Regions from separate parts of the Mus musculus genome. Here region 1 is linked to region 2. A link is a loop called in an ENCODE intact Hi-C map of the cell type or tissue named here. Cell type or tissue: left cerebral cortex. All regions are shown on one strand.

What was found. Peaks named below come from ENCODE experiments on the same cell type or tissue, not always from the same donor. Only the 100,000 strongest peaks of a DNase experiment are listed, where the experiment ranks them.
Region 1: it touches region 2 in a loop (4-fold over the local background); 2 of 42 quality-filtered maps call a loop at or near these places.

The regions. Positions count from the first base shown.
Region 1 is chr5:139,249,175-139,254,174 of GRCm38, forward strand. Sun1 (Sad1 and UNC84 domain containing 1) reads left to right here. Exons shown (of 23, transcript NM_024451.2): 23 at 1-665. Get4 (golgi to ER traffic protein 4) reads left to right here and starts at 3,150. Exons shown (of 9, transcript NM_026269.2): 1 at 3,150-3,445. The coding sequence starts at 3,291. In left cerebral cortex, no CTCF peak of the experiment used is centred here; DNase peaks (open chromatin) are centred at 823, 3,081, 3,528 and 4,241; H3K4me3 peaks cover 2,406 bases; H3K27ac peaks cover 2,262 bases.
Region 2 is chr5:139,322,648-139,327,647 of GRCm38, forward strand. Adap1 (ArfGAP with dual PH domains 1) reads right to left here and starts at 2,817. Exons shown (of 11, transcript NM_172723.4): 1 at 2,634-2,817. The coding sequence starts at 2,715. In left cerebral cortex, CTCF peaks have their summits at 1,526 and 2,964; DNase peaks (open chromatin) are centred at 1,028, 1,669, 2,184, 2,981 and 2 more places; H3K4me3 peaks cover 3,340 bases; H3K27ac peaks cover 3,316 bases.

The DNA.
Region 1 (5,000 bases), 73 kb before region 2:
GGGGAACACTAAGGTGGTGCTAGTGGCTGCCACTCTTGGTCTTTATCACAGCAGCATTCTGTGCTGCCCTTGGGTTTGCCTCTACACCATTATCAGCCCTTCTCACTGATTCAAATTTGGGTATATTTAATATTTAGACTTTTGTGAGTAGACTTTATAACTGATACATCATCTGGACACTTAAAAGTGTTTAGATGTCTTACCTAAAGAATTGTTAAGTTTCATTGGTTAGACAGCCTTGGCAGAATACAAAGCTCACCTGCTGGGGCTCAGAGTTCTGGGATTTCTCGCATGTTGCAAGCAGCCCTTAAGACAGTGGCCCAAAGCACATCCCACTCCATAGGGTTAGAGCCACTGCCTGTGTGGCCAGGTTGTGTGGGATGCACACATTTTGCATACTCAAGGTTACATGCAGAAGTCAGAATTTCCTATATTAAACTAAATTGGGGAATTGGGGGTGGAGATATTTCAAATATTTATTTTTAAAGATGCAAGATAGGACTTTGTGCAATGTATTTTTGTAAATGCTTTTCAAAACACTTGTCTTTGGTAGTGCTTCTACTGCCACTAAATTAAGATGCTATTGAGATGTTTAAATAAAAGAGTTAATTTTTAAAAGTGCATGTGCGATTTCAAGTGATTAATAAAAGTGTGTATTTCTTTTCTTGGCTTGTCTTATCTCTGCCCATGTGAATGGGAGGGATTGCTAGGTTGTGTGCTTGAAGAGTTCCTGCTAAGTCCTGCAGGCACTGCCACTGTCACTCAAGCCTCCGCCAGCCTCTTCCTGCTTAGAGGAATCCGCTCAGAGACATTCCAGTCAGGCTCAAAGGAAGTGGGCCCAGAGGCTTTGGGTCTGGATGTGGTCACAAGGCCCTGAGCTCAGCTTCCAGAGCCAGAGCACCTTTCTACTACAGCCTGCCGAATATATTTTTGGAGCATTTTTCATACCTTTTAACAGCTCTGGTTCCTACCATGTATACAGAAGTGTCACGTTGATTTAAGCATCCTCAGTTCATAGGCTTTCCTTTACTTTTTTTCCCTCTCACCCTAAGACAAGGTTTCTCTGTTTAACCCTGGCTCTTATATCTTAGAACTCACTCTGTAGACCAGGCTGGACTCGACGTCCAATCTGCTTGCCTCTGCCTGAGTGCTGAGCCCACACCATGCAGCTGTTTCTCTGTCTCTTTCTCTCTCTCTCTTTTTAAAGATTAATTTTATGTATATGAGTACACTGTAGCTGTCTTTAGACACACCAAAAGAGGGCATCAGATCCCATTACAGAAAGTTGTGAGTCACCATGTGGTTGCTGGGAATTGGACTCAAGACCTCTGGGAGAGCAGTAGGTGCTCTTAACCACTGAGCCATCTTTCCAGCCCCTAGCTGTTTCTGTTTTAAAGAGAAGCCTGTTACTAGGGCTTTGCTCTCTTGAGGACCTGCTAAACATCTTGAGAGAATTCCAGCCAGGAGGGTAGTGCTCACCTTTAATCCCAGCACTCAGGAGGCAAAGGCAGGTGGACCACTGTAAGTTCAAGACTAGACTGTTCTACATAGCAAGTTGCAGAACACTCAAACAGAGCAATATAATAGGCCCTATCTAGGAGGGGAAAAAGTTCCAAAAAGAATTTATGACAAACTGTACTACACTGTCCCATCCAGACAAGTCATCCCCTGGTCGGACACTCATGCAGCATGAATCACTTGCCCCTTTGTTACTAGGTGTCTGGATCATCAGGTAGAATGCTGTATCCAAGTGGTCCTTCCTTATGTGGTAGTGCCCACAGAGCATCATCCCTCTTCACAGAAGGGTGAGCACGGTACTGTCAGAGTGTTGGGAACCAGCAAAAGACATTTATTCTAAGTACTACCATCTTGTTTTCAGGCTCCATTTAATCATATCAAGAAACCAAGCTCCCAGGCCCTAGGGGAGCTAGGGACTTCCCAATAGCTTACTTTGAACAGCTTCTGTTGTAAGGAAATAGTTGTCTTGAGTCCAGACATCTCGAGGACAACTTCATCTTGCTGGCAGGGTCAAACTAATGTTTATGTTTCCAGGCCTAGGAACCAACCTATCCTGATACAGTGGGAACGCCCTTGTCCAACCCCTTACGACGGATTATGATTAGACAGTGCTACAGCCTGCCCACCCACCTCCCCCTTTCTCTATATTTTCATCCTTTAGGCTGTACAGTATTCCCTCAGGGTTTTACTTCAGCTTCATCTGCTCTGCGGCCCTGACCAATAGCGGCTTGATTACCTGCGTTGACCTGGTGTCTTGAGTTATGTTGGTTTTAGGTTGGATTTAAGCGGACCCCACAGCAAGAGATCATGTTTACAGACTCCTTAATCTGTTACCATGCTTTCTGCTTGCACATGGGTGTGGTGCAGAAAATGCTAGTCCAGCTGGCCCGGGTGCAGGCATAAAAAGTAGGTAAGTTGAGGCAGGAGAGTCACAAGTTCAAGGGCCAGAGTAAATGGAAGGCTGAGAGTGTGTAGCTGACAGAAATGAACGCCCTGAACTTCATCTCCAGCATCCAAACTCATTATTTAAGGATATGTGTAGGGTTTTGTAACCTGAGTTTTGGATGCTGTCAGAGGACAACTCTGACCCTGGCCAGCACCTCCCATCCTCCCCCAATTAATCATGACCTTCCTCCCTTCTCTGCTGTCACCTGCTCCAACCACAGCCAGGTCTTCTTGGAGACATTACAGGTTCTAGCCTGAGCATACTGCCCTGTCCCAGATGTCACTAAGGATGACTGCCACCTGGAGGGGCACTCCCCGGGCAGGTGTGAGACAGGTCAAAGCTTCTAAAATGTGTCTGGTTCATCCATGCGCTAAGGGTAACTTCAGGGGGCGCGCGAATAAGACGCCTCATCGCTGAGTCTTCTGCCTCAGTTTACTTGCGCAGCCTACGTGGCTGATTACATTGTGCAGTGATGACACTAAGCTGGGGACAGCTCAGCGTGTAGTCCCGCCCAAGACCTCGGTCCCGCCCACTCTCGCAAGACTACAAACAAGTTCCCGCGATAGTCTGAGAGCCCCACCCCGTCGGCTTTTCCTGGCCTGTGTTCTCAGGGTCCTTCTCAGACCCCCCCTCAGGGGCGTGTCCTCGCGCGGCTCCCGCGATCCCGGCAGGCTCCGCCTCGATCACGTGCGGCCCGCGGCGCGCCCGCCCTCGCACGGCTCCTCGCGGCCACCGTAGAAGGAGTGCGGCGGCCGCAGGGACGGAAGCCGGGAGGCGCCGCCGACCGCGCCTGCGACAGCGTCAGCTCTGCGCGGAACGCCGGCCCATGGCGGCGGCGGCGGCGATGGCAGAGCAGGAGGGCGCCCGCAACGGCGCCCGCAACCGCGGCGGCGTCCAGCGCGTGGAGGGCAAGCTGCGTGCTAGCGTCGAGAAGGGCGACTACTACGAGGCGCACCAGATGTACCGGACCCTCTTCTTCAGGTGGGCGCGGGTGGCGGCTTAGCGCCGAGGCCCCACCTCCGCTGTTGCTCATTGGCTGCGCTGCGGCGCCCCGCACCCTCATTGGTTTATGCGGCTGCCTGTCGCGGAGCAGAGCGGGGGCGGCGGGCTTGTACTACTCGGCAGGGCCTCCTCTTCTCTGCCTGGTTCCCCCTCCTCCTCTCTCGGCCTCGTCTTTCTGAGTCCCTGCCTTACTCTCAGAGCTGCCCTTCCCCCGTCCTTCCTTCCTTCCTTTTCCCAGGCCTCCTTCCCCAGCCAACTTCTTCTCAGGCCTCCCCTTCCCTGGACTCAGTTTTATCACTAGCCTCTCTCCTCTTCACTTAGGCCTCCTCCCTCTTACAGGCCTCTCTTCCCGCCACTCCTTCTCTATCACACCCTCTTCCTCGCCTGGCCTCCCTTTCTCTGAAGGCTTCCGCTGGTTGGCGAGTCCTGTTGTCAGAGTAGTCTCACCTAGTCCTCCCTTCTGTGGCCAGTGATTGGAATTGCACAGCCGGCTAAAGTGTGGTCAGATGCTGACACCGTGGGCCAGCCTGTGGCCATCTGTATTCCTGCCTCTGTGCATCTGCCAGCTGATAATTCCTACGTAGAACTTTATTCCTGACTACAGGACATCAGCATTTCTGCTCCATGTCCGTAGTGTGGGTTTGGCCCCTGTGCCCCTTAGACCTACTTTTCGTTTTAAAATACGTTTTGTTTTAGGGCAATTTTAGGCCTTCAGTAAAAGGAGTGGAAAGTGGTTATCTTGTACCAGTTGCACATTATCATCCACCCATTACTGTCACCTAGGGCCCACGTGCTGTGGAACTCCTCCTACAGTCACTCCCTCTAGCTTGATCTGAGCACGGTGTGTTCTGTGGGCTGGATAAAGCTGCCATGACAGTGGATGACACTGTACACAGTGGCCTCACTGCCTTGAAGCCCTGTTGGGGGCTGAAGAATCAGTGCTCTGGGAACCCTCTGGCTCGTGAGTGATACTTGTTTACATCTGAGGACAATTCCCACTTCCCACATGCCCAGATTGAGCCTGGCAAGTAGCCAGGTGGACATGGGAGGGAGGGGCATGGTTAAGGCCACACGCAGTAGTTAGCAAGCCATCAGGGACCAGCCTTGCAGTATTTCCCTCCGTAAGTGCTCAGTCCAGGGGGTTGGCAGGTGTGGGATGAGCCTTGGCGTCCTTGGTGTCAAAGACTTCCTGTTTTCTTTACCTATTGGGCGCCCTGGATTTGGAGCAGCGGGGTTTAGTCAGCTTATCGAAACATTAGCCCTTGCTCTAATCACAGGTTACCTGAAGGGCAGCCTTGTTGGGGAATTTTTCTGTAAACTAGACACTATAAATACAAACCAGTCTGGCGACATCTAGTTTCATCACAGTGTCCCTAGTGCCTTTAAAAACAAAAACTAAAACACTCTTAATTATATTAATTATATTGGGAAGGCACTTGCTGTATTCTTTAGATAAAAATCTGTAGCCACGTGTGGTGGCACACACCTTTAATCCCAACACTCAAGAGGCAAAGGCAAGCCGATCTCTTGTGAG
Region 2 (5,000 bases):
CCTCTTGCTGGCCCTAGGTTCATTCCCTTTGTCTGGGACCTCAAGAAGCTTGGATCGGCAGCCCAGGGGCAGTGTCAAGCGGCAGCTCTGGGCCTAATTAGAAGCAAGCACTTCCTTCCTCTCCCTTAGCCCTCCAGAGCTGCAGGTCAGGGCTCCTGAGAGTGCAGGTTTCACCAGCATCTAAGCAAGAACGAGTGATTCTAAAGTCGTCCAGGCCATCCAATGGCCAGATGCTTGCAGAGAGAACCTGCCACCTTCACGGACAGCTTGGGAGACGCACAACACACCCTCCCTCTCCTACAGCCTTTGGCAGGACAGGGATACCAATGGAGTCTTGAAAGAGAATGAGCTAAGCCCTGTCAGCACCCCACAATAGCTGAGGGTGAGTTATACACAGCCCTTGACAGGACAAAGACTCCAATGGAGTCTTCAGGAAAAGGGTCCTCCCTGTCAATAGCCCACTATACCTGGGGTGAGAAAATATCTGTGGTGGGTGATGGATGGACCCCAACGTCAAGATACAGACTGGGGTGAGGCTCACTGGGTGCTTTCCCACAGCCGGGTGAGACTGCTCAAGGCTGCCCTGGAGCCTTGATGGTCAGAGGTGACCTGGGCTTGCCATGATGTTCTGCTGTCTAAGAAGATGTCATTATTCCCCAAGGTACCCTTGATCCCCCTGGAGTGGTCAAGAACACCCATGAGCCAATCCAGAGGACCACATGGAACACACATGTCTCCCCACCTCAACAAGGCCACCACAAGACAGGAGACTCCAGAACAGCATCACAGAACACAGGAAGACCCAATTACCTACTAAGCACCGGGGGCCTGTGCGGACCTGCCATCGGAGTCACGAGGCAGGCGTTGTGGCTGAGCCCAGGAGCTAGGCAAAAATGGGAGGTTTGTATAGACAGTGCGTGTGGGCCCCGAGTGGGCATCAGGAAACCCAGGCAGCCTGTGGACACCCAAGTGAGTTCAAGCTGTTGAGGCCTCAGTTTCCCTGCTCATAAAATGGAAACAAGCCTCATACTTAATCTGCCTCGCAGGTGGGGGAGGGGGAGAAACAAGCTGTTATTATAAGGCAAGTCTGAAAATGGGCAGCTTGGCTTACAGCCAGCAAGGGCTGGGCCCCAAGAGGGCAGTAGCTGCGGCAGCCAGTGGCCTGGGACTGGCTAAAGGGCTGCTAGGACATTACATAGGTGAATGGTGTAGGGTGGTTCCTATTGAGCCTTCTGGAAGCCCCTTCTTCCTCCTGCTCAGGCCAGGAGGTCTAGGGAAAGTAAAAGCTGTTCTGGCTGGGTGGCCAAGGAATACGAGGTTAGGCCAGCTTCTCTCGTGGGGTTTGCTGCCCCCCCCCCACAAGTCAGGCTTGGAAGCTGGGCAACCCATCAGCCCTCCTTACAGGGGACTCCAGCATAGCCAGCTTTCCTAAACAAGTTGAAAGGCAGGTCTGAGAGAGGGAGGTGGGGAGAGTCCACTGAGCCAGGCCAGCTGGCAGCAGTACCACATAGCACCAGGGAGGCACCACCCCGCTGCACCACCGTCAGGGCCCTGCGGTGCCCCAAGAGACCAGGAAAGGGCTACTTCATCTTGCCTACTTCCCACTGAAGCTTGGTCAATGTCTCCTCCCAGGGACACCAGGGCCCCTGGGGTGGCATGCACTTACTATTGGCTAGCAGATTCTCAGCCTCAGGCTGGCACTCTTCAGCCCAGAGGCGGGGATGTGGGGGAGAGATGGGAAGGAGGTCCTATTTACAGACTGCAGGCTTTCCGCCTGCATCTCAGGGAGATAGAGTTAAGTCCCCAAGGAATTGATTCCTGGTATGTTCTGAGGGGTTCATGCTAGGGCCCCCTGATATCCCTGAAATGCCCTGTCCCCACCTGCATACCCAGATAGGATCGGCCTGGGAGGGCCAGCTCTCAGAGCCTGCCAGCTGGTCAGAGAACCCGGCCCTTTTTCCATAGCCAATCCTGAGCCCCTGTGTTCTGGCCCCTACAAATCCTTCCAAACCTGGAGCAACCAAGGGACAAAGTCTGGAAGATGTCTGACATATGCGTCTATGACTCCCACCTGTCCCCGACTGTCCTGATCCCAGAGAAGCTAGGTAGAGAGAGCCAAAGGCACATGGCCAGAATGTCCTCACAGGGCCACCCAAGGCTCTGCATCCTCCCCCAGCCTTGAGTCTGTACAAGACGGTGGCCCCAGGCAGGGATGCCATGACGTCATCTCCAGGTAGCTGGGAACCAGGTGGACCCCATACTCCCTGGCAGACACCCTGGGCTCACTGGCCGCTTTCCTTGCAAGCCAACCGCCCCTGCTGATTTCCTCTTTTTTTTTAATACCCCGAGACGCCAAGGTTTCGCAAGGCTGGGGAGGGGAGGCGGCTGCGGGTGACAGCGTGACACGCAGCCCGGCGGGGGAGGGGAGTCGGCGGCACAGGTCGCACGGAGCCCGCGAGGTGCCCTCCGGATGCTGCGCCTCACCACTGCCAGTCCCTGACGCCGGCAGGTGCACCCGGGCCGCGCCCCAACCCAGCCAGGACCCAGCGCGTGGCGCGTCCCCATCCCCCGCGCCCCCCACGCAGTCCTGTCCACCCGGCCGCACCCCGCGCCTCCGCCCGTCCCGCACCTACCCGGGGCTCCGCAGTCAGCGCAGCGCGTGTTCCCCGGCCGCGTCAGTAGCTCCAGCAGCGCCCGGCGCCGCTCCCCGGCCATGGCTGCGCGGCCACCGCGCCGTCCCGAGCACGCCCGCCCCGCTAGGGCCCCGCGCCGCGCGCCCGCCGCCCGCCTTGCGCCATCGCCACCGCTCAGCCCGCGCGCCGGCCCCGATCGTGTCGCCGCGCGGGGCCGCCCTGAGCGGAGCTGCGCGCGCGGGGACCGGGGAGTAACGCACGGCGCGCCCGGGACGGCGCGGCCCGCGGGCGGCCCCCAGCGGCGCGGACAGGGAGCGGCCTCTTGGAGAGCCCGGCCTCAACGGGTCCACCTGGGGCGGGGTCGCAGGGAACCCGCGCTGCGGAAGGATGGGCCACCCAACACGCAAGCGTGCCTGTTGGGTTGAAGCTGAGGTCGCGGGCAGCTCAGGCTAGCCCTACCTATGAATGACAAATTCCAGTACTAAAAGGATCGAAGGGCTCCACCCTCACACGTGTCCAAGTCTATAGTCTCATCTCCAAGAGATAGGACAAGAACTGGCCACACCCTTCCTGATCTCTGGCCCGCTCCCTCCCAGAGCCGGGTGTCTGCTTCTTTAACTGGCCCTAGCATTTCTTTTCAAATTCCATTTTCTCCATTATAAACGCAATAGTAGCCATTTAGAAGCCAATGGCCACACCCAACTGAGAAATGAAAGCCATCTCCAAAGCCTCCTGAGAGTCTACTCCTGCTAATATGTCACAGCCAGGGTGTTGGTTGCTCTATGATTTGGCCCCACAGTGTTCCCTGCCCCGCAAAGGCCCCTGGGTTAAGGGCACAGTCCCCACGGTGATGCTATAGTGTGGTCAGGGCTACTGGGAGGAAGTTAGGTTGTTGGGACCCTAGCCTCTTCGTTATGCTCTCTCTTGCTTCCTGGGGAGGAAGGGTCCGTTTTGTCCCACCACGTATGTCATGCTGCTTTACTGCACATTGTCTTTCTGAGTGTCTACTTTGATGTCATGAACGTTTGCAATCCTGGCCGACTCCACCTGGTGGCCCTCTGCTGAGGCTGTTGTCTTGCCAGGGGCATCTGTCCCTCCTGACCTGGCTGTCATGCCATTGCAGAACTTGTTTTGGGATCAGGAGACAGAACATGCAACCTGCCCCAATGCACATTTTGGAGGTCTTGAGGCCGGTGGCGCTGTAGGCTTGTTGTTTAACGGATCTAATGTTTTTCTCCTGAAGCCTACTGGAGCCTGGCTCCAGACCTGGCACACAGCAGGAGCTTGGAGAATGAAGCAAAATGCAGACTGCTGGGGGCTGGGGAAGTGGTTCAATGGATAGAGAGCTTACCCAGCATTCACCGAGCTGCGTATTGTGTCCTCGGCACCACAGAACCTAGGAGTACTGACGGATGCCTCTACTCTCAGTGCCCAGGAGGTCGAGGCAGGAGGATCCGCTGTTCAAGGCCATCCTCAGCTACACATCTAGTATGAGGAGAACAACCTGGACTATACGAGACCCAGTCTTTAAAAACAAACAAACAAACAAGCAACAAAAATACAGAATCAAGACAAAAATAGACTAATGGTAGTAGTTGTGTCCCAGGTCTCTAGTAATCCAGTCAGTCTCAGACTTGCAGCAATCCTGCCACCGTCTCTTGAGTGCTCAAATAACAAGCATGGAGTGCCACCTATGCTTTCTTATTCAACCCCCATTTTATAGTCAGGGAAACTGAGGCACACGTATGCATGACAGAACTAGAGTGACAGCAAACCCGAGAGACAAAGAGACACAGACCCCATCTCCCTAAAGAGAACAAATTGTCAGTGAGGAAGCTCCTTCCTGGGGCCAGACCGAGGCCTATCAAGGACAGCTCAAAGGCAGCAAGGCCTGAGCCTGCACCCTGCCGTCTCAGGCCTGTGTTGCTGCCAGCAAAGATGATTCACCCATCTGAGCTTTCCTCTTCTCTGCCCTTCCAGTCCTCTCCTCTGCTGTCCAGGTCTCGGCTGTAGACCCCAGCCCCAATACCCTAGCACTTCCCAGGCCTGGGTTGGGCATCTAACCAGAGGCCAGGCGTCTGCCTCCTCAGAGCATATGGCCACACTGGGTAGGAAGTGCCTCAGACGGCTGAGTGCCTCCTGCAGCACCCAGTGAGTGCAGGAACTTACACACAGTAGGTCTTCAAGCAGCTGCCACCAGAGGCTCAGAGGCTGGGAACTGAGCCCAGAGCTGTTGAAAGTCAGGATGGCCACTCCAGCCTAGTAGCTGGTCTCTAAGGACCAGTGACAGCCCCCTGCCTCCCCTCTCCACTGCCTGCTTGTGCTGTGAAACCCTGAGTAAGGAATTGTGCAAGGACCCAGAAGTCC